Linked DNA regions of Homo sapiens: region 1 is linked to region 2. The links are chromatin loops, found by intact Hi-C in ENCODE. Cell type or tissue: PC-3. All regions are shown on one strand. Links, peaks and the distances in the headings refer to the core of each region. The heading gives the core; the rest is flanking DNA. Region 1 overlaps CCDC14 (coiled-coil domain containing 14). Region 2 overlaps MYLK (myosin light chain kinase).

What was found. Hi-C counts contacts between places; a loop is a spot of excess contacts. Peaks named below come from ENCODE experiments on the same cell type or tissue, not always from the same donor. Only the 100,000 strongest peaks of a DNase experiment are listed, where the experiment ranks them.
Region 1: a loop joins it to region 2, with 18 times the contacts of the local background. A loop is called at or near these places in 1 of 110 quality-filtered maps.

What each region holds. Positions count from the first base shown.
Region 1 is chr3:123,933,581-123,949,041 of GRCh38, forward strand. It overlaps CCDC14 (coiled-coil domain containing 14), which reads right to left. Exons shown (of 13, transcript NM_001366335.1): 6 at 15,316-15,461; 7 at 15,111-15,205; 8 at 13,223-13,739; 9 at 11,269-11,410; 10 at 93-175. Among named protein-coding and RNA genes, the nearest start is that of CCDC14, 20 kb to the right of the region's middle. In PC-3, for the core only: a CTCF peak has its summit at 7,776 (motif pointing right); no DNase peak of the experiment used is centred there.
Region 2 is chr3:123,741,873-123,757,333 of GRCh38, forward strand. MYLK (myosin light chain kinase) reads right to left here. Exons shown (of 34, transcript NM_053025.4): 5 at 10,459-10,666. Among named protein-coding and RNA genes, the nearest start is that of MYLK-AS2, 60 kb to the left of the region's middle. In PC-3, for the core only: no CTCF peak of the experiment used is centred there; DNase peaks (open chromatin) are centred at 8,059 and 9,049; H3K27ac peaks cover 701 bases.

The DNA of each region.
Region 1 (15,461 bases), core at 5,619-10,618, 190 kb after region 2:
TATCCCCTCAAAGTAATTACAAAAGCTCAATTCTTTATCAACATTTCCGGAGCCACAAATAATTTATCAATCCTTAAAGTTCTTTTACCTACATTCAAGGTTGCAATCCACAGCACCAGATGGTTTTTGAGTTTTCTGTTGTTCTCTGAGTTGCTGGTTCAAAATTCTCAACTGCCTAAAGAAATAATGAAGAACTATGAATGCAAGCATACCAAGCCAATTTAATAGTATACATGTGATAGCCTATCAAAAAAGATAAAACATAAACCCACTAAGACAGCAGAAGTCCATCTCATCCCCAAAAGACAAAAACTAAATAAACAAAACAAAAACAAAACCATACTACTATTATTATGAGGCCTGAGATAATTTTTAAGGTTGCCTGAAACAACATAAAACCTCCCCTCATGGGCCAGGCGCGGTGGCTCACGCCTGTAATCCCAGCACTTTGGGAGGTCGAGGTGGGCGGATCACCTGAGGTCAGGAGTTTGAGACTAGCCTGGCCAACATGGCGAAACCCCATCTCTACTAAAAATACAAAAATTAGCTGGGCGTAGTGGCGCGTGCCTGTAATCCCAGCTACTTGGGAGGCTGAGGCAGGAGAATTGCTTGAACCTGGGAGGTGGAGGTTGCAGTGAGTGAGATCGCACCACTGCATTCCAGCCTGGCGAAAGAGTGAGACTCTGCCTCAAAAAAAAAAAAAAAAAAAAAAAAACCCTCATGAGGAAAGTGTTAATTTCTCTTTTTTGTCTCTTCAGTGATTTGTTGTTTTTTTTCTATTTCTTTCCTTTTCTATCTGCTCATGCTGTTTCTCATCGTCTTTCTGTGTATCTTCATCACTGTAGTTAATCATCTACTTTTTAAAAGATTTGTCATTACTATCAACTAGAATACCTACAAGCACTGACTGCTATCAGACATCTATCTGCCTGATGTTTGTCATATGCTGAAACACAAATCTATGCTTCTAATAATTTTATTAGATGGAAAAGTTAATGGTCTTAAGTAACGAGAATATTAACAGGCTACAAATCTGCCCTGTTACAATGAACTTCACAATATGTATCTGCTTCACAAATAGAAACATATGCAAGTGTTTTCTTTACTTCTAAGAAGTTATCGCTTATGGGGACAAAAGTTACCTCTATTATCTTTCCAGAATTACTTACCTAAAAATATTTTGCCTTAAAATATTTATTTTTGGTACTAACTCTAAAATGATAGTACCCTACCTCACATCACTCACATATATTAATTTCGAGTTGATTAAAGTGATAAAATATGTAAACAAAACCCAACTATACAAGTTTTAGGGGGAAATCTACATAATCTTGAAGTCGGGAAGGCATTTCTAAGTGAAACTCAATATCCAGCAAGCATCAAGGAAAAGAACGAAAGATTTAACCATAGCAAAATTTGAAACCTGTAGAATTAAAAGCCTGAAAGAAAATACCTGCACATATGTTATAGACAAGGGGTCCATAACATTTAAAGAACTCCTACAAATCAGTAAGGAAGGCAACCTAGTAAAAAGTGACAAAGGATAAGAATGAGCAGTTCACCTAAGAAATAGAAATGGCCTATAAGCATATGATAAAAATGCTCATCTTCACTAACATGAAGAATTGCAAATTTAAAAGAAGGTACTTTTTGGCCATAGAATTGACAAAAATAAAAAGAAATAACATTTTCTGATGATAGTACAGGAAATGAATTAACTCAATTCATGTGATTATATCAGTATAACCATTCTGGATGGCAGTTTGAAATGTCCAACAAAATGTAAAATGTTCATAATCTCTGACAAAATTATTCTACTTCTAGGTTATCAAGCATCAGAAACAGTTTTACATGTGCAAAAGCATCTCCCACCTTGTAGATACATACAAGGATGTTCACAACAGCAATTATTTAATAGTGCCAAGTTGGAAACAACTTAAAATGCTACATAAATTATGGTACATCCATATATGAAATACTAATACACAGATAATAAAAAAAGCGAGAGGTCCACTTGTACTGACGTGAAAAGATCTCTGAGACACATTATGAAGTGAAAGCAGCAAGCTGCAGAACAACAGTATAATGTGAGCTTATTTTTGTTTTAATAAAATTCTGATTTTCTTTAAAGGTTTCCCCTTTACAACAGAAGCTTTCCTCGATAATCCTTTTGTATGTCCCTGGTCAGATTCTTCTCTTCCCAAACGTAACCAATCTAAACTTCTAATAATTCACTGCAAGCCTCTCATTCCTACCCTCCTCTTCTCAATTGTATACTTTCCTTTTTTCACTAAAAATAATGTGGTTTGGGGACAAACACAGTCATCCTTTGGTCCCAGGGTGTATCCATATGTGTATTAGCCCTCATTTTTTCCATCTAGTCTGATGAGTAGCCTTATCTGTGCCCTGGATCCCATTCTCCTCCTAGACCATCAAGGACTCTGCTCCTATCCCACTCCCTTTATCTTCTGTATCTGCAGTTTCTCCCTCTTTGCCAGTTCATGTGCCTAAGCCAAGAAACATATTAAAACTCTTCCCATATTTTAAAAAAATTCCCTCCAACCTAACTGTACAAGTAGCTACTTTCATTCCTCTCATTCCCTGCTTTCAGGGCTAGGCTTTTAAAAAAATATTCTATTTAAAATGATACATGATAAAAACAGAAAAAAGGATATTTTAAAAATTGATGTTACACATGCTATTTTAAGATATGTACGAAATTTAAATATACTGGATTTTAAAAAAGGAAAAGAACTGCTGCTACTTAGGCAAATATTTCTTTTATTCAAGTCATTCTTTTTTTTTTAGACAGCTTGAGATAAAACTGACATACTATAAACTACATAAATTTAAAGTGTGTCATTTTATTTTCTGCCATATGATGTAGTAAAACCACCATCACAATTAAGATATCCATCAGCAGCCATAAAAAAGAATGAGATCATGTTTTTTTGCAAGAACATGAAGGGAACTGGAGGCTATCATCCTTAGTAAACTAACGCAGAAACAAAAGCAAATACCACATTCTCACTTATAAGTGGGAGCTAAATGATAAGAACTTATTAACACAAAGAAGGAAACAACAGACACTGGGGTCTGGATGGTAGGAGGGAGGGGAAGGTGGTAGGAGGGAGAAAAGCAGAAAAGATAACTATTGTGTACTGGGCTTAATACCTGGGTGATGTAATAACATGTATAACAAACCTCCTGTGACACGTGTTTACCTATGTAACAAACCTTCACGTGTACCCTCAAAGCTAAAAATTTTTCAAAAAACATATTCATCACCCCTAAAGTTTCCTCATAGCCCTTTTCATAACTCTCTCCTCCCAGATAAGCACTTATTTATAGTTTGCATATTCTAGAATTTTATATAAATGGAATTATGGAATATATACTCTTTTAGCCTGGCTTCACTCAACATAGTAATTTTGGGATTCATCCATGCTGTTGCATGTATCAATAGTTCTTACCCTTTTATTGTTGAGTAGTATTCTACTGTATGGATATAGCACTATTTGTTTATCCATTCACCTATTGATAGACATTTGGGTTGTTTCCTATGAACACTCATCAACAAGTTTCTGTGTGGACACATGCTTTGGCTTCTCTTAAATATCTAGGAGTGGACTGGCTGGATCATATGTTAGATATATGTTTAATTTCTAAGAAACTGCCAAACTTTTTTTCCAAAGTGTTCAAATTATTTTACATTCCCATCAGTTAATTGTGAAATCCTTCACATCCCAACATTTATTAATTTTGAATTTTAGCCATTCTAATGGGTATGCAGTGGTATTTTGTCATGGTTTTAATTTTCACTTTCCTAATCATTACTGATAAGCATCTTTCTATATTCTTATTTGATATTCATATTTGATATCCACTTATTTGGTGAAGTGTCTGTTCAAATATTTTGCCCATTTTTCAACTTGATATTTAAAAATTTATACTGTCTTAAGTTCTTTATACATTCTAATACAAGTCCTTTATCGGGTACATGTTTTACAAATATTTTCTCTCAGTCTGTTGGTTGCTTCTTCATTTTTAATAAGTGTTTTTTGAAGAACTGAAGTTTTAAATTTTGATGAAGTCCACTTTACTCATTTTTTTCTAGTTTATATTTTTTGTGTTGTATTTTTAAAATCTTTCCCAATCCAAAATCCCTAAGATTTTCTCTTACGTTTCCTTTCAGAGGTTTTGTAGTTTTAGTTTATACATTAAGATCTGTGATTCATTTCAAGTCAATTTTGTATACTGTATGAGGTAAAGGTTGAGGTTCATTTTTTAAAAACATGACTCTCTCATTGTTTCAGCACTATTTATTGAAAAGAGTATTCTTTCCCCACTGAATTTCTCTGATATCTTTGCAAAACACTATCTCTATGTGTGAATTTGTTTCTAGACTCTATTCTGTTTCAGTGATCTATTTGTCACCTTTACACCACACCTCTTAGAATACTATTCCTTTATGTTTTGAAATTGAATAGTACCAACTTGGTTTTCCTTTCTCAATACTGTTTTGGGTACTTTAGAGTCTTCAAATTTCCATGTAAACTTTAGAATCAGCTTCAATTAAATATTTTTAAAAAGCATGCTTGGGTTTTTACTTTAATTACATAAAATCTATACATCAATTTGGGGAGAAGTGATATCTTAAGTCTTACATTTATGGATCTGGTTTATCTCTCACTTATACTGATCTTTAATTTCTCTCAGCAATATTTTGTAGTTTTCAGTGTATGGGTCTTACATATTTTTCAAATTTATCCCTAAATTGTTCATATTTTTTTGATGCTACTCTAGTACTGATTTTAAATTTAATTTCAAATTGTTCATTGCTGGCACATAAAAATACAATTGATCTTGTATCCTGCAACCTTGCTAAGCTTTCTTATTAACTCTAGCAGCATTTTTGTAGATTCCATAGGATCTTCTACAAGAGTTATCATGTCATCTGTGAACAAAACAGTTTTACTTCTTTCCTTTCCAATGTGGCTGGCTTTTATTTCTTCTTGCCTTACTGCACTTGTTAGAACGTCTAGCACATTGTTAAACAGAAATAACTATCATTATTTGCTGGATAACATTCATACATTCTCCAGCATATGCAGAGACAAAAAAACAAATATCTAAGAAGAATTTTAAAATAATGGGATAATATTACAAAAACTATTTTAAAATATTATGCATTGAATTTAGGATTACATGATTTTAATGGAAAGAAATTAACAAGTGAAACCAAAACTGATTAGGCAAATATTTCTTTACTTCAAGAAATATTATTCCTAAGTAATCTAAAATTTAGGAAATAGGATATGAAAAATGCAGAGTTTGGAATTCATATTGTCAAGATTACTAACACATTCTGATCTATAACCATAATTTCCACGGTTGTCTTAGTTTTATGTATAGATTCAATGTTCACATCTGTCTACTCTTTTGTTTGAATTCACCTTTTGGTTGACTGGACTTTGCCATTCAAGTTTTTTGTTTTGTTTTTTAAAGGAGTTCAAGGGTGTTAAACTTCCTAAGTTCTTGCACACTTGAGAATATGACTGTTGCCTTTGCACTAAAAGGACAGCTAGACCACATTAGAGATTCTCGGGGCATACTTTCTTTCCCTCAGAACTTTGTAAATGATATTCTATGATCCCCTGGCAACGAAAATCACCGTGGAAAGGCTGGAGATAGCCTAAAATTTTTCTCTTCATACATAATTTTCTATTTCTTTTGAGTGCCTCCAAAAATTAACTTTTTTCATCCTTAGGGTGTAGTAACTTAACCAGCATATGTGTTGGTGTTGATTGTTTTGCATGGTTTTTCTGAGATCTTCTATGTCCTATTCATCTGCTGACACAGATCTTTTTTTTTTTTTTTTTTAGAGATAGGGTCTTGCTCTGTTTCCCAGGCTAGAATAAAGTGGTACAACCAGAAAATTTTCCCTTTTATTTATAAATATCTTAATATTGTCTTTAATCCATTTGTTCTGTTCTCTTTTTTCAGGAACACTAATTTATATCTATTTTCTTTTTCATATGTATTATCTTCTTCATAATAATTTTTAGATCATTCTTTTTCTATTTTGCCTTGTGTGATTCCCTCAAGCTTATCTACCATGCATTCAGTCAATTTAACAAATATTTGTTAGAGTGAGTGTTAGGCACAATTCCTAGCACTAGAAATATAGTTGCAAACTATAAAGCGACAAAATTTCAGCCTTCTCAAATTCAGAGACAAAAACAACAAAAAACAAGAACTTACGAGGAAGTAAGAAAAGGAAGAAGAGAAAGTTACTGTTTAATGGGTACAGAGTTCATGTTGGGGATGAAAAAGTTTTGGCACAGATAGTGGTAATGGCTACAGAACATTGTGAATTTATTTATTGCCACTGAAATGTACACTTACAAATGGTTAAAAATAAAAAGGTAAATATTATATATATTTTACCATAATAAAAATAAAAATTTTTTAAAGGGTTTAGGAAGAGGAAGAAGCTAAGGGTAGTAGGAGACACTGAACTATGAATTTAGTAGCAATTAAAACAGAAAGACTTAGGGAAAAAAACCTAAAAGCCCAAAAAACAACAAAACAAAAAACTTCAGGCTTCACAATACTTAAGTTCTAGTGGACTACAATATCCCTGAGTTTGTCTGTTTATTAATGATTTTACATTTGTTTCTTTCATTTTTGTAATTTTTTTGCTTTATTTTTCTGAGTTCACTTAACTCACTTTTCTTCTCTTTTTCTTTTTCTTCTTTGAGCACTTTGTCTCAATCTCAGTCTTTCTCCCTGTAAGAGATCCTACTATCTTTAATTTCCTTGAGACTATGGAATACTGTTTTAAGTTTTTCTGAAGTTCTTTGAGTAATTTGTCTTGTGATATTTATTCTGGACCTACCTTTGTTCTTGTTGTCTGTTTATTTTAATGCTATGCAAAATCTCTCCTATAAATTGTTTTCTTCCTGTGACTTTTGTGATGTCACTCTCCTAATTTTAATCTTCTGTTCTTTCCTTAAAAAGTTGTTACTCCCCAGCAATTCACCTTTCACTGCATTCACACACTCTACCTTCTTGGTGAATATACCACTTACTTATATGCTGGTAACAGATCACTTACTTTCAATCAGATTGTCTCCAGTGTCTACAACAGTGCCAGATCTATACAAAAAGCTCAATAAAAACATGTTCAGAGAATAATTCCCGAGTCTACATTTCCATCTTTCATCTTGTTCCTGTACTCCAGACAGTCTAACTCAGCAGGTCTAAATCTTAACTCACAGGCTCTCCTATTACCTTGCCTAACTCAAAAAACATTAACAGTATGAAATAAAACAAATCTATTCTTCCTCTAGTAGCTCCCATCTGGAAGAATTATGCTAACATTTGTTAAATTATGAAGACAGAACCTGAACATCATCCTTGACTCCTTCCATTCACTCCCGTTTCATTTTTATGTTCTGTGTGGCTACATAATGGTCTCATAGTTGAGTTTAATATCAGGAGGTGGTCATGAATTCTTGGCACTCTCTAGCTCAATGGCTCTTAACTGGAGGTAATACCCACCAAACTCCCATCCAGGAAATTTGGAAATGTGCCAGGCCTTCTGGTGGTCAAAATTAATGGGGCACCACAGACATTTAGTGGTTGGGGACCAGGAAGGCTAAATGCTGAATAACTATATCAGAAGACACATTAAAAACTGTCTAGCCTAAATGCCAAAAATGCCAAAATATCATAGAAACGATGCATCTAGCTATTTTTTAAGCCACAAGATGGCAATAAACTCCAAGAAAGTCCTGAAAGATGTGGTTAAAAAGAAACATGTAGTTTCCAAATATCTAAACAGGAAAAAAAAAATACTTCTTTAAAAATTGAAAATGATGAGAAACACTTTCGAATGAACCAATGTATTCCAATTTTTATTTGTAATGGAGATAATGGGTAATTCTTTCCAAATAGATTACCAAAGTGGCACAAACTTTCCTACACTACTGCCAGAAACCTCATTCTGCTAAAAAGAACATATCTAATAAATTCTTCATTTTTTAGTTATTTCATCTTTTAGAAGGTCAAGTAAACAACAGTGGCAATAGCATGCTATATAATCTTTGTCCTGTAAAGACAGCCAGCCAAATAGCTCTGGTGCCAGTTGAAGAATTAGGTCAGACATCAAACAAATACCTTTTAAAAAAACTAGAAACAAGTGGTGGCCCATAAAATAGTAAACTTCATTTTCTTGAGTGGCTTATGAATTAGCTCCTAAGGCAATTTAAAAATGTTCTAAGGAACCGAAATAAATAAGAACCACTAATATTTTCCATGGTGACAATGTTAAAATACAATATTCTCAGACTAAGTTTTGGTATCCTTATTTAAGGAACCAATTATTTGATTGTCATTCCTTTAAATAATATGCTTGTTTACTTTGAATGGCTTACAATACATTCTATGTTCCACAAAATACACCTAAATAGTGAGGTATAATTAAATCTCTACTTCCTAACCGAGACAGTGTAAAAGTCTACAAGTTAAGATCACTGTACTCTAAAACCAAATTGCCTGGGTTCGAGTCTTGACTCTTAACTTCTTAGATATATAACCTTGGGCAAGTTACATAAACTCTTTGTGCCTTCATTTCCTCATCTGTAAATGCGAGTAAATAGCACCTATTTCACAAAGCTGTTGTGAAGATATAAAGAGGTGACACATATCGAGGACAATAGTCTGGCATATATAAAACATTCAATAAATGTTAGCAGTATTTGCTGTTCATTATTTTATTATTTACTCACTTTTGGTTTTAAAAATTTATGCTGGTAATAGGAATTCCTTAGGTCAAGACTAAAGATGATATTAGATCTTAAACCCAGCAACCCCATCTTATATCGTAGTAGCTACAGGATAATGACCTCTAGACAAAGAATCCTAAATGAGTGCATCTCACTAGCTATCATGCCTCTACAGGCTCCAGATACGTATATTTTAGCTATGCTCCAACTATTTAATTGCTTTCCAGTTTCTTTAAAAATTTGTGTAGATCCTTGCAGGTCATATCTTACACAATGTCTATAACTTATGCAGCTGTAACACTCTCTCAGGGCACATTCGCATTGCAGTGCTGCAGAAGCACCTGATATGTACTCCAATATTTTGCAAAGTGTATTAATAAATAGACACTGAAGTGTTGGCCTTGATGGTCATCACTGAAACATTCAAAGTTAAGATATTATTGCTAATATGTGGGTGATTCCTTTTATATTTCAAGATTAGATCCCTGTTCTACATCTTTCCTAAACAAATTAAGAATGTAATTCCAACAAGTTAAGATGACCAAAAGAAAAAATATCAAAGAATTTTACTTTTTTCTATGTCTAAGTGTGGTGGGGCTACACGAGTGCTTACTAAGGTTCTCCTTTCCTTCCTGGGTGTATAGAAGTAAGTATATATCTGTGACATTATTTTATATATTTTTATATATACATATTGTATATAAATGTGTGTGGTGTGTGTGTATGTTTATTACTGCATATACATACATACACATATATATACGTATATATACACATACATATATATATATGTTTTCATTCACAGTTCCTGGCTGTCAACACCCACAGCCCTTGTTATTTGTTAAGCAGTCAAAACCAAAAACATACCTTTTATTAAAATATTTGGCCTTTTGTCCCTGGTTCCTGAAGCAGCTTCAGACCAGCTTCAGTGATAAAGGTGAAAGACAGTCGTTTGTTAATATTCAGGTACTTTAGGCCTCAGAAGCAGGCCTCAGAAAACAGAATCTCTCTCTCTAACCTTCTCTTGCCATCCTTTCACCTGCTCCTTTTTCCTCCCCATTGTAGGCCATAGGAACTAAAAATATACTCTAATCTTCTCCCACCTTTCTTACAGCTGGCCATAAGGAAATTCTCTGACCTACCTTGTCTGTTTGTAGGTCATAAGAACCCCATTTCTGAAGGAGACCTGCCTCATACTGAGGAGAAAGGAATGCTCCCCAGAGAGGTCAAACAGAATTTGAACAGACAGAACTTCTTGGGTTTCCCCACTCTGTCTATTAGATCATACCCTTTTTGTCAAATCACATTTCTTCACAGCTGACCATGATTCAACCATGACTATCCAATGAAGCCTCCATAAAAGGCCCAAGAGGACAGGGTATGGAGAGCTTCCAGATAAACACATGGAGCTTTCTAGAGGGTGGTGCACCCACCGAGGGCATAGAAGCTCCATGCCCTTTCTCCAATACCTTGCCCTCTGCATCTCTTCATCTGTATCCTTTATAATATCCTTTATAATAAAGTGGTAAACTAAGTGTTTCCGTGAGTTCTGTGAGCCGCTCTAGCAAATTAACTGAGCCCAAAGAAGGAGGTCAAGGGAACTTCGATTTATAGCCAATCAGTCAGAAACACAGGCAAAATAACCTGGGGCTTGTGATTGGCATTGGAAGTAGAGCTCAGTCTTGTGGAACTGAGCTCTCAACCTGTGGGATCTGATACCATTTCCAGGTAGATAGTGTTGGAATTGAACTGGAGGACACCCAACTGGTGTCTGTTGCAGAACTGATTGTTTGCTTGCTGGTGGGGAGAAATCCCTACACATTTGGTCATATAAGTGTTCTGTGTCGATTGCTGTGGTGTGAGAGCAGAAGAAAAACAGTTTGCTTTTAACATAATGTCCCAGACCTTTCTATTAGGCAGGGCCATGTGCCTTGTTTCAGCCTATAAAATATAAGTGGTAGCGAAACGATCACTTCTGGGTTGAGCCATGTAAGACTCCCCCATTACCACATCCACATTCTCTTTTTCCTAGACAACACATACTGAGACAGTGGCTTCATAAAATGGAGGCAGTCTGGATCCTGAGTCACATGATGAAAGAGCCACCAATGATCCATGTTAGTCTTGGCATGAGGGAGAAAGAAACTTGCTGTGCTATGCAAATGAGATTTAGAAGTTCGTTTCTGCAGCATAACTTAGACTAGTCTGATAAATATACAGAGGTACTTCATTTTTCTGCCTACACACTACCAAGTGACAACAGGGGTAAAATAAGTGGGAGAAAATACATACAAGTGGGCAGAAGGAAGAGTTAGAGAATGCTGGAAATCTCTGAAAAATGAGGAAGAAAAGTAGAAATACAGTAAGACAGCAAATAAATTTTACTTATGAAGTCCTAGGTATGTCATTTGCACCTTTGTTCTGGCCAGGAGACATCTTTGCATACAGACAAAAATATTCAAAGAGCAATTCTTACCTTCGTAACTGAGCATTCTCACTTCTTAATGGTTGCATGGCCAGTGCTATCTCAACTTGAATATCTGTGTTTCCACTTACTGTTGGAAGTACAGATATACATGCCTCCATTTCTGTAATCAACCTCTGAATTTCTGAATCCTCTATAGAAGGCAACAGAAATGAGTAAAATCAATATTATATTTTTGGACAAGATTATTAGTATGTATTACTAAAAAAGAAAATCTTTATAGATATGTACATTCTTGTTATAAATTCAACTCAATTATTTATAAATTTATTATACAGGTTCCATTTTTCTCTTTCATGCTGCTGGTATTTGTTTCCTCAGAATTCTAAAGAAATTAAGTTCAGTAAACTAAAGATTAATCTTAAATCACAGGATTATTACATAAGTGATTTTTTTTTTTTCAGTTCAAGAGTCAAGTAGGAATGTGGCTTACACAAAACTCTTAGTCCATAGTTACAAAGGACCACAGTGGACTCCTATGATTGCTATAGGGTTTCCTATAACTGGTTATAGTATTAACATTTATAATACAACCTTTGATCCTGGCATAAGCAAACAATTTACTTTAGGGGGTTAATATGGCAAAATATTGAGTGAGGGTCTGCTAAGATAGTTTCATTACTTAATTTTCTAAAGTAGATTGAACACAAGCAGCCACATCTCATTTGATGTGACATCAAAAGTTTGTTAATAATTGTGGACAGTAGATGTTTTTGGAGATTGCAAACAGACACAGGCATAGAAGGTAGATATTAATTCTTTTGCCTTTTATCTTTGTCCCCTCATTCCCATTCATATTTACTACGGGCTGAAAGTACTTAAAATTATTTATTAATCATCTGATAACCTAGAAGTTGAAAGTGTATTCTAAGTTACAAAAATGTATTCAGTTTCACAGATATTTTAACATCCTCATGAAAAGTATATGTACACAGTAAACAACTGTGTTCAATGATCAAGCAGTCTTCTACCAATCTTTATTTATTTATTTATTTTGAGACGGAGTCTCAGTTTCCTCATCAGTAAAATGGGAGTGGTAACAGTACCACATAGGGCTGCTGGGAGGATTAAATGAGATAATGCATATAAAACACTTAGCACTGTGCTGGACACATGGTAAGTGTTCAATAAATGACAGCTAATGGTATTATTATTATTACCATGATTATGTATCTGACTGTGAAAATGGTAATAAGTTGAAGGTCTGAAAACAGAGCAATTTTAATATACTAAATCTTTGGTCTAATGGTGCTACATTTATATAGCATTTTAAGATTTTTTTTTTTTTTGGTCTGCAAACGTTAGGTATTCAATCAATGCTTCCAAAATCAATTACTGTGTTTCCAAGATGACAAAACTGTAACTCATTTCAAGCAAAAGCCATTACTATAGAATACATATACAGAATGGAAACAAATGAATAGAATCTGGCTCAGAAACACCTTGATTTAAGAAAAAAAGTCCTAAAAATACACTGAAAAGGGCATAAGAAGGTATGCGTTACTTCTCAAAGTGAGATTTGTTAAACAATCTAACAGTTGGCTATTAAAGAAGTGACAGGAAAGAATTCTCTGCATCTTTTTAAAACAGGAAGAATAATCAGTCTACTCAGGGAGTTAATCATTTATAGGCATTCTCTAATTAAAATTTTTATCTGTCCAAATTCTCTTTGGTTGACTCTTTTCAAGGTCTATTATCAAGCAGAATAAATACACACTTGCAAGCAAAAGACTGAATGTTTGACATTCTCAAACGCATTTTAAATCCACAGGAAAGAAGGGATCAAAACTTAAAAAATAATACAATAAGTAGAACTCATTTTCTTATTAGCTCAAAACACAGTTCTATGGAAAATACCACAAACTCCATTTAAATGATAGCTAAATAACATGACATTGCTATTTAGTATAACACCATACTACAGAAAGTTATAAGTCCCATCTACCTTGTTCTGCTACCAGGGCCTTGAGCTCTCCCAACAAATATTTTATAATTCTAACTTTTTCAGCTGTCTTGTTCACATTTTTTGCCTTCTGTACATCCTTCACTGTTTTTGTATCTCGCACATGTATGTTTAAATCCTTTCTTTCACTTGTGGCCTCTCTAATTTGCTCTCTGGCACATTTTTCTTCATTAGTGGCCAAGAAAGCTGGTTGTGACTGAGTAGGGCTTCGGTGTGTCTGACTGTCCAGATGCGTTTCTTTTCCATGAGATCGAAAAAGAGACAAATATGTTTGAATACATTTTAGTAGGTCTGTTTCCTTATGAATTCCTTGTTGTGGCAGAATTCCATTAACAAGGCCCAGTTGCTGCAATGTTGGAATAGCTGATATGTCAGTTTTGGGCAGGCTACATGGAACTCCAGGACTGGTATTAAATGAATTCCGTAGAACATCAGTACAGGTTGCAGAAACTGTTTTACCTTGTGATGCAAACTGACTGTTGCCATCAGTTTGAACTTCCTAAAGAAAGATAAAAACAAGTCTTCAGAAGTATGAGCACTCATTTGTAGGTATTAATTACAACAAACTCAAATATATGAAATATATTTATTAAAACATGTTTATTAATATATTCATTTTGTGAATATTTAATAAGTAGTTACCACTATATTTTGAGGATATACTATAGTCTGTGTAACTACTCCCATACAGTTAGACATTTAAGTAACAGCCAGTTTTTCACTGCTGAAACATTTCTGTAAATATGTTTGTGCAAAAACTTTTTGTATGTTTAAACTTATTTTCTTATGATGTAATTTCCCAAAGTGGACTAATTTTTGATGCTTTTAAACCATCTGTGGTATTTGTAAACAGTCTATTTTAGTCATGGCCTTGTAATGCTCCCATATTACAGGGTAAATTAAGCTTTAAAAAACAAGAATCTTTATTGCACTGAGGAAAAAAATCCAACTTACTTTTAAGCTAAAAATATTAGTAAGTTTCTGATATTAAAAACTTGCTTATTAATAATAATATTAATTATAAGAAACTCAAATATATGGTTACTACTCCTAACCATATAGTAGTTACACAGACTATGGTATATCCAAAAAATACAGTATTAACAAGTTATTAAAAATTCAAAGGGTATATATTAATAAACATGTTTTTAATAAAGTATTAAGTGAAAGCAGCAGTATATAAGACTGTATTGTTGACTTATAACTTTATTTTAAAAGGAAAGCAAATGTTAACAAATACAAACCAGAAACTAAAACCTATACAGAGGATTAAACGATTGGAAAGAACTCTATCAGTGTGTCAACAGCAGTTGTACTTGGGTGGTCAGTATGGTTGATTTTTTTCCTCCTACTGATCTCTTCCCCTCTTTCTCCTTCATTATTGTCATTAATAAATAGGTAAAACTTTTCTTTCTTTTCTTTTTTTTTTTTTTTGAGATAGAGTCTCACTCTGTAGCCCAGGCTGGAGTGCAGTGGCGCGATCTCACTCACTGCTACCTCTGCCTCCTGGGTCCCGGTTCAAGTAATTCTCCTGCCTCAGCCTCCCGAGTAGCTGGGATTACAGGCATGTGCCACCATGCCCAGCTAATTTCTGTATTTTTCGTAGAGGTGGGGTTTCACCATGTTGGCCAGGCTGGTCTTGAACTCCAGACCTCGTGATCCACCCACCTCGGCCTCCCAAAGTGCCGGGATTACAGGCGTTTAGCCACGGCGCTCGGCCATAAACATGTAAAACTTTTATAGCAAAAAAAAATAAACAACTGGTCTTTAAATCCTAGTGCATTAAGTTATAAGCAATAAATTCAACAGTCCCTCCTGAATGACTGCTATAAGCAAATAGTTACTTATGTAGTATAAGAACTGTACGCACAGAATGAACCTTTGGAGGGCAGGGTGGCCGCTGAAGTGACCAGACTGGGGTGGAGGTACATAAGCCATAACTAGAATGAGGAGTTGCCTGAGATTCTGTAAGTAAGAGGGAGAAAAAATTAATCACATATCCTACTTTTTATACAGTAACCAAGCAATTTAATTAGAACTTACACTCACGATTTTTAAACAGCATTCGTACTCACCAGAATGAGAGGGAGCATGGCATGGTACAGCAGGAATTCCATTAGGGATGTTCTTTGAAGTCAAGTCATTCATCAGTGACATCTGAGTCTGCACGTGCTCACAGAGGGCTTGGTATATTATGGGTGAATACATTCTATAATGATCT
Region 2 (15,461 bases), core at 6,508-11,507:
TCCTCAGCACACTCCAAATGGGCTATGATCCTCTCCGCTCCACTGGGCTCCATCCCAGCCACAATCTTGTCAAACCCAATGGTTGACACTCTGTCTCCATCTCACTCAGATGCTCAGTAGTATCTGACACAAGGTCCCACTCCCCTTCAAAGCACTTTCTCTTCTAGACTTTCCTGCTTTTACCAGGTTATTCATCTTCTCTCAACCTCCTTCTCTGCTCAACCTTTGCATGCTGGGGCACCCTAGGGCTGAGTCCTGGGCCTCTCCCCAGCTCCATCTAATTTCTCCCAGGAGGTCTTAGTCCCATAGCTTTAAATATCATCTATATGCTAAAGACCCAACCCATATCCCCACTAGAACTTCTTATTCACTCATCAGATGTATCCGGAACAAATCCCAGCACATTGTAGGTATTTAAATATTTGTTAAATACATTTTGTGCAGCATACAAAATTACCTATTTAATGTGATCATAATTAGGTAAAACTAAAATACCCAAAGACAGGAAAATGACAAGAAAAGGTATCATGTTATTAATACTGATTATTTTGGGGGTTGTGGTACTCTGAGTAATTTTATTCAGCTGTATTTTCTAAAACCTATAAATACAATGGTAAAGAAGAAATAAAACATGAAAAACATAATCTAGTTGCAAAAAAAGGGGCAGGGAGGAAGAAAGTAAAATCTGGCATCCAAATAGAGGATGGATAGGGCCTTCTAAACACGCTCCATACAACAGCATTATCCAGTCTCTAACATTTCATCACAAAATATCCGTGTACCATCCATTGTACTACCCACACTACTGTATCACTCATTTCATCTGGGAATAAAGATTTTATAAAAATTAGACTGATTAACTGATGAATGGATAAAGAAAATGTGGTGCATCCATACAATGAAGTATTATTCAGCTGTAAAAGGAATGAAGTACTAACACGTGGTACAACATGGATGGACATTGAAAAAGTGCATTAAGTGAAGGAGCTCAGACCCAAAAGGCCATGTATGATAGGATTCCGTTCATATGAAATGTCCAGGAGAGGCAAATCCATAGAGAAAGATGGTGGTTAGTAGTTGCCAGGAGCTGGGGGAGGAGGGGATGGGGAATTAATGCTCAATAGGTATGGGGTTTCCATTTGGGGTAATAAACAAGTCCTGGAATGAGATAGCAGTGATGGCTGCACAACACTGTGAATGTACTTAATGACAATTGTACACTTTAAAATGGTTAAAATGGTAAATTTTATGTTAGGTATGTATATTTTACCACAATAAAAAAAATTAGACTGAGCATTTTAAAAAGTCTTGGGAGCTAAATATCTTAATCCAAAAGGCTTAAATTCCTTTCTTCCTTAAAAAATAAATAAAAGCAAAAACATGGCACTTTCCCAAAGAATAGCAAAAGAATGCTGGGGAGAGATACTTCTATGTCAGGGTAAGAGGGTATGATGAAAACATATCACATAAAGCAGTCAGCTAAAAATGGAATTGATGGATGCTTATTTTAATATGAGTTAACAGAGAGTTCACATCAAGACAAAAAGAATTTAGGCTAAAATTACTAACAGGGTCTATTTATAGGAAAAATTTGAAGTTGCAAATTGTTAGATAAGGCAAAATTAATTTTGTAAAAGTATGAAAATCTGGCAGAACAGTAAGGTTATGTAGAAAAATAAGTGGAAAGGGGATTAAAGTAGAAATGCAAAAAATAGAAGAATGAGTTAAGAGAACTGGTGAGGACAGAAGCAAGTTGCTGAGAAAAAGGAGAGGCCAAGACACTGACGGTATTTGATCTTAGATTTTTCAAAGACAAGTAAAAGAGAATGCTGGCAGGTCTTAGGATTGGAAAGTTCAGTGGTGGAAGGGATAAGGTAGACCTAGCTCTGTTTGTCAGGTGATACAGAAAGACTGAATCGGGTCAGAACATACTGCTCAAAAAGTGAATAATGTGATCAAAATTGAAAGGAGCCGAAATGCTTCTAAAAATGTGCGGTGATATAATTTATCATCCAAACAGAGACTCTCAACACTGAGAGAGATGCAATTAATAATCATGCCAGGATAGCAGGAGAAAGCTAGGACTGTTCCAGGAAAAGTGGGGAGCAGTCACCCTACTTGTAGCCAACTTCAAAGTGTTTTTTGAGGATTACTTAAAATAGTGGTTCTCCACTCTATCAGAACAAATATCCGCTTTTTATAACACGTATTAACTGATATCCCCATGCGACCCTGATCAAAATTCCCTTCTAATCACACATACACGTATGTGATAATTTCAAAAAGAAAATAAATGTAAAGCCTTAACTAAAGCATTACGGTGATATAGAGCGAAAGTGAATTATAAAAATATGGATTTCAATATGCAACTGTTCAAGCATGACCATTTCAATTTACATAAGTGCTCAGGCACATTAGATGACAATGAAATGGCAGATTCTTGCATTAACTCCTAATGCATGTTTAGATTTAAAAGTGAATGATGAAAAATCATGCTGTACAAGTAGCACAGCAAAGTGAAAGAGCACAGGTCTACAGTGGACACTAGAATATTCAAATAAAAAGATGTATTATATAAAAAAGAAAGAAGAAAATAACTTTAAAAGAAGATAACATAGCAAGACAAGTTACAGACCACTGAAGTAGAGAACATTTTTAGAAAGATGATTAATGTATTAATGTGGTGTTAAAACAATTCTCCGTTTTATGATACGGGGTTGAGTAGTAAGAAAATTATCACAGTAAAATTTATCACAGGACTTCAAGGTAAAATCTCACCTTACCTTGAAATACACATTCAGTGAATGGTTTTGACAAAGGAACAGTGATAATAACAAGAGACTATAGAGAAGACATGTGCTAGGATGAAAACAGCAGTCATCTCCAAAAAATAATGGAAATACATAATTTTTTTACAATATAGATTTATTACTGTTCCCCAAAGTTTTAAAAAATGTGAGATGGCAATAAAACTCAATAAGATGCCTACATTTTATGCATCTCCATTAACTTAATACTATTTGCTTCTAATATTAAGAGTTTTAAGTCTCCTCTGATCCACATTTTCAGAGCAATAGTGTAGTAACAGCACTATCTATATATACAATTATATGAGGTAATTATATATAGATAGAAATGTTATATTTCATTTAGTAGAAAATTTGTGCAGAGTAAATTTTTCAAAAATTTTGGAGGATAGCTTCATTCCTTTTAATCTTCCCTCTAAATGATGACCATTTCTTCAATTACTGGGCTCTTTTTTTTTGTATTATTGAAGACTAAGGAACCACCGATTTATATATTTGTGGTGTCTGTTCTGGTAGGACTGTGAGGAACTGGGAAAAGATTCTTGCTGTGAAGCCCATCCTGTACCCCTAGTGCTTGCCCCCTAAATCCAGCAACACTCCCAATCACTGGGAAACCAAAAGGGCCCCCATGAATCTCCTAAGTGCCCCCTAGAGGGTGGTACTGTCTCTGTTTAGGGCCAGTGGCTTAAGAAAACCTCTGGAGAAGTGCCTAGAACCAGAATTTCTGGTTGAATATTAAACTTGGTATTGAAGAAAAAAGGAATGAAAAAAGTCAAAACTAAAGGTCACTGAAATTGCTCAATGTGAATAACATTTTTGCCAAAATTCTCCTCTTTGAAGCACTCTTTCTTTTAAGGCTCAGATATTATTCTAGATTTTGTTGTACATGTTAGTCTACTTGTTGAAGCTCTGACCAGTGCTTATATATACTAGGAACGGAATCCCTTTCTTAGTACAGGGGATGAAGTACCAAAGGCAGCTACAGAGGCAGTCAACAAATATTTACTGAGCTCTTTCTACAGGCCAGACCTATCATGGCTCAGGCCCTGTGCTAGGTTCCTTACACTGGGGATTCAGTAACTGATAAAAAGAGACATGTCTTGCCTTCATGGAGCTTACAGTTCTAGTGGAGAAGAAAAACATTTAAAATACTTATTTATAATTTATTTATTTATTTTTATTTTTTACGTATTTTTGAGATGGAGTCTCACTCTGTCGCCCAGGGTGGAGTGCAGTGGTGCAATCTTGGCTCACTGCAACCTCCTCATGTCAGACTCAAGTGATTCTCCTGCCTCAGCCTCCTGAGTAGCTGGGATTATAGGCACCCACCACCACATATGGCTAATTTTTATGTTTTTAGTAGAGACGGGTTTCACCATGTTGTCAGGCTGGTCTTGAAGTCCTAACCTCAAGTGATCTGCCCACTTTGGCCTCCCAAAGTGCTGGGATTACAGGTGTGAGCCACCATGCCCGGCTTTATTTACAATTTAAAGACAAATAAGTTCAAGTATAAAGAATTGTGAAGCCAGGCATGGTGGTACATGCCTGTAGCCACAGCTTCTCAGGAGGCTGAGGCAGGAGGATTGCTTGAGGCTAGGAGTTTGAGCTTTATTGTTCTTTATATCCTAGCACAAAGTTCAATAAAATCTGAGGAATGAAGAAGAGGCTAGAACTAACAGCAACTGGGAAAAGCCTAAATCTACCAAAGGCCAGGGGTGGAGATGGGAGAAGGAGGTGGAGGAATACGAGATGGAAAAAGGAGGGAGCATCAGTAGCAAAAATCTAAGTTAGGCCAGCAAGGGCAACCTGTGTGTATTTTGGAGGGAAAAAGAGGCAAAGGCAAAGTGGATGGTGAAGATAAAGGAGGGAAGAGATTCCAGCTAAAGGAAATTTGGAAGTCATCCTTCAAGAACAGAATGGGACCAAGTAACTTTCCAGCTAACTCTTTTGTATACTAAATGAGTAAGGCTGCTTCTGCAAAGGCAGTCTTGAACACACAACTATTTTACAGCAAAGAGTCTGGTGGGGCAAAAAGAATAATTTCCCTTTCTATCACATTTGTATTGTTAACTTTAATGAGACAGAAAAGGACAAAAACTCAGAGCATTTTAAGATTCTGCCTAGATTTTAAAAAATAGGGTATATACCCCTAGAAAATGAAGTCATTGGGGAGTTTTAGAGGTTGAAAAGCATTTATAAAGAACATAAATGGGAAATATAATTATAGGTCCTTCAGATGGGTAGAAAAGTTAGATAAAGGAAGACAGTCCAAAAGAAATAAGAGCAAAAAGAACCAAAAGAAGAACCATGACAAACATCCAGGAGGAACACAGTAATTTAAAACTCAGCCAGTATAAATAGACACGGCCTAAAAATGTATAATGTCATCAATCCAACCCAACATGAAGATAAAAGGAGTCTAAGAGATCTGCCCCTGAAAAACGGCAGTGGCAACAAAAGATGGCACAGGAGCATTTCCTACGAATTCAAGGTGGCCCGAGAATCCTGGTGTCAGTGGCACCACCAGAGCTGCCTTAGTGGTCACCAGGGCTACTCTTCTCCCTTAAATCTTGTGACAGGGGGTCATTCTCCCTTCTGCTGTCACAGTCTAGGTGACCTGCTGGCTGGCCCTCTCTCTCTCACATAGTCAGAGCCTCGGTCTGCACTGCAGTAGTTTCATGCGGGTGTGGATAGCAGGAGCTGCGGCACTGAGGGGTGGCTGGGGGTAGGGAGGAGGTGTGCTTGGACCATCTGGGAGGGGAGAGCCAGGCAGACGGCTCCAGCCCAGTCAGTGTTTTCAGCAGCCCTCCGGGTGATTCTGATGCATGCTCAAGTTTGAGAATCACTGTACTAGGTGGAATATATCACACATGTAATTAAATCCCTCCTTGCTACTCCAAGAGTGGTCTGTGGACCAGCAGCATGGCATCAACTGGCGGCTGGAAATGCAGACTCCCAGGCTCTGCTCCAGACCTATGGAATCAGCATCTGCATTTCAACCAGATTCGCCAGGTGATTTCTGTGCACATGCATTTGCACTAACCAATCCTGTAAGGTGGGTGATCCATCTGAGGTCTGGATCTCCTCTGGGGGCTGCCAGTTTGGCTTTCCCTGGGCTCCTGAGCTTATGTCCTTAAAGTTAACCCTTTATTACCTGAAGTGACTCTCTGGTCCTTGAAAAGTCAAAGGCCTTCTCAGACTGAGACCACTGGGGCTGGGGCACACCCACCGTTTGGGCACTCACTCCACCTCATGTCCGATGCTCACTGTGTGGATGTGTGATGACCCAGGACTACTCACCACCTGTTAGTCTGTTCTCGCATTGTTATAAATACCTGAGGCTTGGTAATTTACATGGAAAAGAGGTTTATTTGGCTTGTGGTTCTGCAGGCTGTACAAGAAGCATGGCACCAGTATCTGCTCTTGGTGAGGGCCTCGGGAAGCTTACAATCATGGAGGAAGGTGAAGCAGGAGCAGAAATGTCAGATGACGAGAGGGAGAAAGAGAGAGAAGGGAGAGGTCCCAGACTCTTTTAAACAACCAGATCTCATGTGAACTAACTGAGCAAGAATTCACACATCACCAAGGGGATGGTATTAAGCCATTCATGAGGGATCCATCCCCATGATCTAATCACCTCCCACCAGGCCCTACCTCCAACCTTGGAAATCACGTTTCAACATGAGACTTGGAAGGAACAAACATCCAAACCATATCAACACCTGTTCATCCATGTGGCTTTCTCTTTTTGTTCTGTGTAAACCTTGTTTATTCCTATTCAGGTGGCAGCTTCTAGAACTGCACTGTTCAAAAGAGTAGCTGTTAGCCACTTGTGGCTATTGAGCACTCAGCATTATAGCTGGTCTGAAGTGAGGTGTGCTGTAAGTGTAAAATACATCCCAGATGTTGAAGAATGTAAAATATCTCATTAATAATTTTTATATCGCTTATACATTGAAATGGTAATATTTTGGATATAATAGGTTAAATAAGTATTTTATTAAAATGAATTTTACCTGATATCTTAAAATGTGGCTACTGGTAAACTTAAGATTACACAAGCCTGGGCAATACGGTGAAACCCCATCTTTAAAAAAATAAATACATAAGGCCGGGCACGGTGGCTCACACCTGTAACCCCAGCATTCTGGGAGGCTGAGGTAGGCGGATCACAAGGTCAGGAGTTCAAGACCAGCTTGGCCAACATGGTGAGGCCCCATCTCTACTAAAAGTACAAAAATTAGCCGGGCGTGATGGCACACGCCTGTAATCCCAGCTACTTGGGAGGCTGAGGCAGAAGAATTGTTTGAACCCAGGAGGCAGAGGTTGCAGTGAGCCAAGATCATGTCACAGCACTCCAGCCTGGGTGACACGGCAAGACCCTGTCTCAGAAAAATACATACATACATACATACATACATACATACATACATACATACAAATACATAAATTAGCTCAGTGTAGTGGTGCAGGCCTATAGTCCCAGCTACTTGGGAGGCTGAGGTAGGAGGATCGCTTGAGCCCAGGAGGTCGAGGCTGCAGTGAGCTGTGATTACACCACTGCACTCTCGTCTGAGCAACAGAGCAAGACCTAGCCTCAAAAAAAAAAAAAAAGATTATATATGTGGCTCACATTAAATCTCTACAGGACAGGTCTGTGGTCCTCCACGGGAGAGGAAGTTCTCAGAGGGCAGGTACCACGTCTCTTCCTTGCTCTGCACCAAGCCTCATGACCTGACCTCTGGAGGTGGGCAAGTGTCAGAGCTGTCTTCAGATAGCCTTCCAGGGGCTCAGACCAAGGCTGATTTCCATCATGTAAGGCCCTGAATAACTGCATGGCCCTCATTAAGGCACTGGTTCTCTTGGGGGATTCTGAATGTTTCTTGGGCCTGATCACTACATTAAACGTCAGATGAGGAATCTTTCTCTCTTGCAGATTTCCCTTTTTAAGTAGCTCTAAGGATGCTAATGCCAGTTCAAACAATGATGAAGCTACCACTTTCTGGGTGCTACTTCCTACTAGCTGTGCTTATCCTTGTACCACACTGTGGGGCAGCCATGAACTCCAAGTCACAGAAAAGGAAGTAAGGCTTAGGAAGGTTAATTTCTCCATAGTTAGAAATTAGTAGAGCTAAAATTCAATCCAAGACCATTTGACTTTCTTTCCATTGCACAACACTGCCTCCTAAACTTGACCACTAAAGGATTACAAAACTCCACATATGAATTACACTCTGAATTCCTGGACCTCTGCTCACTCCAAGTAAGAAGCATAGCACAGAGAGCTGGAGGGAAGGCAGTTGGGCTGCTAGGTTTCCTTTGTAAAGGGTTGGGCTAGCCTGGCACAGCCAGCAACTCATCCATGGCAGAAGGGCCCAGAGTGGACTCTTTCAGGCCTAGGTCTGTGGGGTGGCCCCAAACCACACATTAGCTTAAAATCGGTCTTGCTGCAGAAGCAGAATGTGCATAGGACTCACACACATTTAAAGAGCTGCATCCTTTAGGCTGTTCTCTATCTCCTAGAGTTAGAAGACAGAAAGTATCTTACATTTTATGTCTTAATTTTATTTTAATTAACTGTATTTTAATTTTAATTTGAGGGCCTGAGTCTCCCCAAATGAAAACCAAAGGGGAGGGGTGGGGTTGAGAGCCTTAGCCTGCTCTCCTTCCTCTACAGCCCTCAGCCTGATTTCCTTTCCCCTGCCCTGAGTACCATGAGCTACTAAAAATTTTCCTGCTTGGTCATGACATCAGATCTCACTTCCTGAACAGTAGGGATTGAAGAAAACGTTTTCATATTATCTAGGTTTTATATGCCTCCCCTGTATTCCTAACAGACTCCAGTCTTCCCTTAATGTGGATCATAGAAAACAAGGGCTAGTCCAGGTTGTAGAGACCACCAAAGTCAAACCCTTTATCCTGCAGAAAGACAGGTGCAGAGGTTTAGAGTCACACATCTCATTGGCACAAACTCATAACTCAGTGCTTTCTCAATTTCCCCAGCTCTAAACAGAACTCAGAAGAGGGAACAGGGTAATTTTTATTTGTAGGCATCAACACAAAGTTCAGGCATTGAAAGGGGGTTCATGTAGGGGAAAGCACAGCACCAGGATGGCAGAGCTGAGGTCCATCCTGAGGTTCTGAGCAGGGGCCACTTTCCATCTGGAATGCCCCAGCCAAAAGCACTCAAAGGTCATTAGAGTAAGTGAGTCACTCAGTTAAAGAATTTAAGGAAAGCATCCAAACTATGCATGCTCCACTCTGTGAAACAGCCTGTTGGCCCTTCTGTGGTGTGGGGAGACAGGGAAAACAGGGCAAAGGGCGGCCATTGGCCCAGGTGCACCTCGCCCCCTTCTGGAACCTTCCCTGACTACCTTAATTCTCCATCTAGTGTCCCCTGAAAACCAGATTGGGAGGACAGTCTTCTGAAAGAGGAGAAGTGAGTCTGAGCCTTGGTTTATAAACTTCCAGTCTTAGAAAGACCGGGAAGGGTCAAGGGAACCTTGTGTTACTTCTGAGGGGCTGACAGACCCCATGTCCTTCCTGATATCAAGGCTTTAAGTGTCAGCCAGGGACCTGAACTAGAGATACTCTTTCCAGTGGAGTGGCTTCAGCATGGCAGAAGGACACACTAGTAGCAAAAAATATTTTACTTATGGTCCAATTTTTCTCCTAGAAGTTTTAAAGTTAACAGAATTTTTTAAAGTACAGAGTGGGGAAAAAGACAAAAATATTAGGTTGGTGCAAAAGTCATGTGGTTTTTGCAATTACTTTTAACTAATATGTTAACACATTGATGTGTTTACTTCCTACATATTTTTCTGAGTTACATAATTTTTAATAATGAGCATGTATTATTTCATAATGACGCTAAAGATGATGTTAATGAGGATAAAAACATTGTTCATTCATTCCTCAAATATTTCAGTATCTACCATGTGCCAGGAAGCTTTCTAGATGTTGGAGATAAGGCAATGAGCAGAGAAAGTCCATCTCCTCCTAAATCTTCCATTTAGTGGTGGGGGATGGAGAAGACACTGCAATGTGAGATGGTAATACGTCCTAAAAGAAAAACCTCGAGTGGGGTGAGAAGATGGAGAGTCATAGGGCTGGGATGGTTGGGAAAGGGCCTCTAAGGAGCAGACATCTGAGAACAGACTTGAAGGATGTGAAAGGAGCGTCAGGTGAGAGGCTGAGGGAAGGGCTCTTCTTTTACAGAAGGAACAGCAAGGGTGAAGGCCCTGTAGCCTTGCTCAAAGAAGGGCCAGAGGTGGGTGTGACCACGGTGGGCTGAACAGGTGCAGAGTGGCAGAAGATGGGTCTGAGAGCTAGGGAGGGGCCAGATTGGGTGGGGCTCTGTAAGACCATCCTAAGGAGTCTGATTTCAGCTGCAGTGTGAGGGGAAGCCATGGGAGGGCTCAAGCAGGAGACAGGTGATACCTAGTTTGACAAACATCATCTCCTGGATGCCTCCCTTGTTCGCAGGGACCACATCTCTCCCATTAGATTGGAAGGTCCGGGGTTCAAGGATGGGGTGTGTTTTCTCTTGTCAGTTCCTCCATCCTTCAAGAGAGGGCTAAGGCAGGAGCTGCAGGCCTTGGGGTAACTGAGAGCTCAGCTCCCTCCTGGACTCGGGCCTCCTGGGACTCACCTTCTACTGTCAACTCCACTGTCACCTGGCGAGCACCACTGCCATTGGTGGCTTCACAGGTATACTTTCCCCTGTCCTCCTCATGGACAGCATGAATCACAAGGCTGAAAGTCCCCCGGATGCCGCAATCCAGCAGGAAGCGGCCCCCGCTGGTGATGGGTTGCCCGTTTCTGTGCCATGTCACCTGGGGCTCTGGGTAACCCCGGACCTTCAAGAAAAAGAAGAAAGGGTAAGAGCCTGTATTTCATGAGTACTCTCTCTGTGTCAGGTATTGTTTGGAGTGCTTTACATGTGTTAACTCATTTAATCCTCATAACGCCCCCATTTCATCCTCATTTTACAGATAAGGAAATCAAGGTACAGAGAGTTTTGGCAATTTCCCAAGGTCTCAAAGGTAGAAGGTGGCAAAGTCAGGCATCCTGGGTCCAGAATCCACTATGCAAATGACTCTCAAGCCCGGCTGCATTTTAGAATCATCCAGGGGAGCTTTAAAAAAACACTAGTGCCCAGGTCCCACCTTAGACCAATTAGATTAGAATCCCAGGGGGCCAGGACTGAGTACGGGGATTCTAGACCAGTGCTTCTCACTCCAACATGCTAATAAATCACTTGGTGATCCTGTTAAAATGCATATCCTGCTTCTACAGGTCCGGGCTGGGGCCTGAGATTCTGCAGTTGGGACAAGCTCACAGATGCTACTGATGCTGCTGGTCCCTGGAACTCACCTTGAGTAGCAAGGTTCAGGACCTGCACTGCCCAGCACGGTAGCCACTGGCCACAGGTAGCGATGGAGCACTCAAAATGTGGCCAGTGAGACTGAGTTGCACTGTAAGTGTGCATTACACACTGGGTTTCGAAGACAATACAAAAAAGGGCAAAATATCTCAATAATTAAAAATATGGATTAGATGTTGAAAAGTAGTATTTTTGATATGTTGAATTAAATGTATTCAGATTAATTTCAGTTGTTTCTACTTTTTAATGTGGCTACTAGAAAAGTTACAATTACATCCAGGCCTTGTGACAGTCCTATGGGGTAGTGCTGCTCTAGACCACTTGCCTTTCTCTAACTGTAGTTAGCAGCTGACATTTGCTGAGTGCTAAGGGTTCAGCACTTCTCTAAGTACTTGGCTCATCTGAGTTTCCTTTTTTTTTTTTTTTTTGAGATGGAGTCTTGCTCTGTTGCCCAGGCTGGAGTACAGTGGTGCAATCATCTGAGTTTCATAGCAACCCAGTCAGAGAGAAGACATCTCTCAAAAGAGGGGAAAATGCAGAGATAAATTCAAAGAAAAGAATTCACTTTGAGTTTTAAAGAAAGGAAGTCCCCCAAGGGCCTTCAAACACTTGAAACTCAGTAGGCTCTTCAGAATTAACTCATCTTTGGAGGATTAGGGTTCAGAATGGCTCACTAATGCACAGCCAAGGACCCAGAATTGGGGATTTTAGCACTGGAAAGTAGAAGGCATCATAGGAGCTTCCTGAGAACAAAGTTGTTTGCATTACAAAACAGTGGTAGCAATAGTTTTATCCATGTATTCACTTCAAGGAAAGAGAGAATGGATACGGATGAAGCAAAATCAAAATTCACTGAATGACCCCCAAATTGCATTTACAAAGAAAGGCTTCACTGATCTGTAGCAATAATCCTACTCACACCCCCTGCAAGGTCACAGAGTGATGCTATATTGGCGCATGTGCACACAGGCCTGGGCATCCAAATACAGTCTCTTCCCTAAGCATACTAAGCGAGGAAAGAGCTATGCTAAAAAGCGCCGGTCGTTGTCTTTGGACTGTGCTCAGTTTTCTTCCCAGGTGCTCAGCCCCTAGCCCACCCTTAGACCAGAGTCTCTGTAACCAGGATGCAGATTTCTTCCTAAGGAAGGAAGCCTTGAATAACAGGGAAAACTCCCAAAGTGAACAATCCCTCTTTGATTATTCCATATAGTCACCCCTCAGTGCCAGTTTGTGAATCTCACAAGACTGCCTTTCTGTCCCCACTAATTTGTGGTCAAGCTTCAGTGAAAAAGAAACAACAATAAAACTCCAAATCAATATGGTCCATCTTATTTACAATGTCTGGAAACAAAAATATATCCCTTTCCTATCAAAATCTAAACTATACTCATGACAGAGATTGAGTACTTTGGAGGAAATGCTGAGACTCTGGAGTGGATTCCCCAAAAGCCATGTGAACAATGCCTGAAGCCATTGTAGCCTCACCAAAACAAGTGTTCCAGAACTTAGGCTGACAGTGTTGAAGGAGACCGCATCCATTGGGATGCACAGGGTCTCACAGCCACTGTAATATAAAATGGTGTGTTAACAGCTGTTGTCTCTGGGTGGTTAGGATTGTGAGTCTCCTCCTTTCTTTTTAGTTAACTATTAGTTTCTGAGAGTTCTGCAATAGTACACCTGGCCTTTGCAAAACAGAAAAAAGAATTTTACTTAAAAAATGCATTTCTTTTATATTAGTGTGCTGTATAATGAATGTATATAGCACATTCATTAATTTGTTGAGGGCCTCAAGGAATTTAAATCTAGTAGCGGAAATAAAAGAGCCATGCAAATAAATGTTATGCATGTTTAAAGGTGACAGATGTCATGCGCCCATATAAAATCATGTCATCTTGTGGCCCTAAAGGCAGAAACGTTCATGCATGGGAACATCAGACAACAATTACACTGTTAAAGTATTCTTCTCGTGTGAAACCCTTTCCTACAGAAGGTGGCCCCTCAGGACTCTGCTCATACAGTGAATCTGCAAACCATCATTGTCTTCTCCTGCACTCCATTAGGCAGGGCTGGTCTACCCAGGCTTCTATCAGCTTCAGAGAATGGGAGTGCCAAGCACTGCAACTAGGAGGAGGTAAATCATTAACTGCGCCAAAGGCGTCCTGGCATTCCATTAGCAAGCATACTGGCCCCCTGCAGCAGGGCCAGCTCTGGTGGCTCACTGGGCTCTGGGGCATCAATGATTAACTGGGGACATTGCAAACGTTCCAGACCTCAGGGACACAATCCTTCTGTCTCTTTCTCTTTTCCTCTCACTTTCTACACATACCCCAAGCTTACCTCTGAAATGCCCTCTTAAAATAAATATTTAGGGATTTGAAAATATGCTGAAACTGGCATCACTTAAGAAAGTTGCAGTTCACTATGATACTTTTATAGCACATTGGACCTGAAGCAAAGGCAGGAATTTTTGTGACCTTGTTCAGTTCCAAGGTCTGAATGATTTGAAACTTTAATACTTGCCCTCCCAATATGGAAAATCAATCCGTTTTTACTGTCTGCCACTACCCTGGACCTCTGGGTGGTGAAGGAATAAGCCTGGGTTCACATCCTTGGGATGCATGACAACAGCCCTGCCCTCCCAGGTTGCCTTATCTGCTGTCATCACTGGCCTTCCACCAAGAAGTCATAGCTGGGATTTTTACAGTCAGGATCTTCATCAAGAGCCAGTAAAAACTCTTTGGTCCTGTAGTTTTCAGAGGGCTGCCATGTATAGACTCTTACTTGACTCTTGCAGCTATGACGGAGATGTCTTTGGTTTGGATACCCAGAAGCAGAACCTCAGATAGGGCTTCAGAGACCCCTTCCTGCAAGTCCTCACCAACACTCACAGCAGCTGGGAATGGGCCTAATGAAGGTATACGGGTAGGGCACCAACAATGTCCACAACAGCTCACAAAGCCAGTCGTTTTACTGGGCCCATGTAGCCTAGAAAAGAGGCCTGGAGAAGTAGATGGTTTGCCATGATCTCACATGGCAGCTTAAATGGCAGATTGGAGACCATAATTTTGGTTTCCAGGTTGAGTGGTTGTCTCCATGCCTCATCGTAAATTCATGTTTTTGGTGAGGTAAGTTCTGTAGAACCAAAAGTATTCATAAGCGTCTATCTCCAAGAGACCCTAAATCCCTTATAGGTTAAAGCAATATCTGCTCCCCACTTTTGGAAAGTGTCAAATGGTTCACCAAGGTTATAATCACACCATAAGCAAGTCTTGGGCTATTCCCTTGTTTTCGTAATAGGACAGGATTGGTGCCTGCCAGGTGTGTACCTAAGACACCCCTAGGAGAGTCAGTGTGGTACAGAGAGGCTAGTATGCAAGCCAAGGCCTGCACACTCTGGGCCTGGCTTGGTGTCCTAGCTTTCTTGGGTTGTAATTCCTTCCTTGTATTAAGGAGGAAATTGCTTTTGGTATCTAAGGTTCCTCCCATCTCTGAAGTATTATGGTTTTAAATGGTGACCCACTTAGCTTCTTAGGGAAGATTCTTTCCTTTCCCCTGCATTCTCCTCTGGGTCCAACCCACAGCCTTAGTACCCTCTAATCCTCCATATGAGAAAACCAAGTAACCACAGAAGAAATGCTCACAAACATGAATAGACAGCCCTGAGTTTTCACCACAATGAGTTTTGGAAATGGCACCAAAGAGGGTCACTCTAAGGAGAGAATCGCATTCTTGACACAGTAACCACATTTAATTGGAGGTTGTATTCTTGAACAAAAGCCCGGTATCAAATAAATCAAGGGTATAACCAACAACTTGTCATAAAAATAAAGATATAGTCACCATAACCCCTATAATAATTTTAAATAGTAAAACTGTGCTCCAGCTTCATAAAATGTCCTCAAAAACCTTTATGGCCTCAAAAGGCCTTTAAAAGGAATGAGGGCTCATTCTGTGCTTGCTGAAGGTTGAGGAGAAAGCTGAGCTGCAGGCAGGCAGTCGCTTGGCCACTGCATTCTACCTGCCTGTCTCACTTGAGAGGCAGTTTCCAGAACCTGGTGCTGCCTTGAGATTTACTTAATGACTAAAAGCAAAACATCTGTTAGAGCACTAAACATTTTGGTTTTTCTCTAACATATATCAAGGGCTTTCAACTTATCCTCAGTTGCTTAGGACGGGCTACCATAGCCTGTGCTCAGAGCAGGGGCAAATTCTTTGTCCCTATAGGTCCTCCAAGACTCAAAGCAACATATCCATCTTCTCCAAGCTTG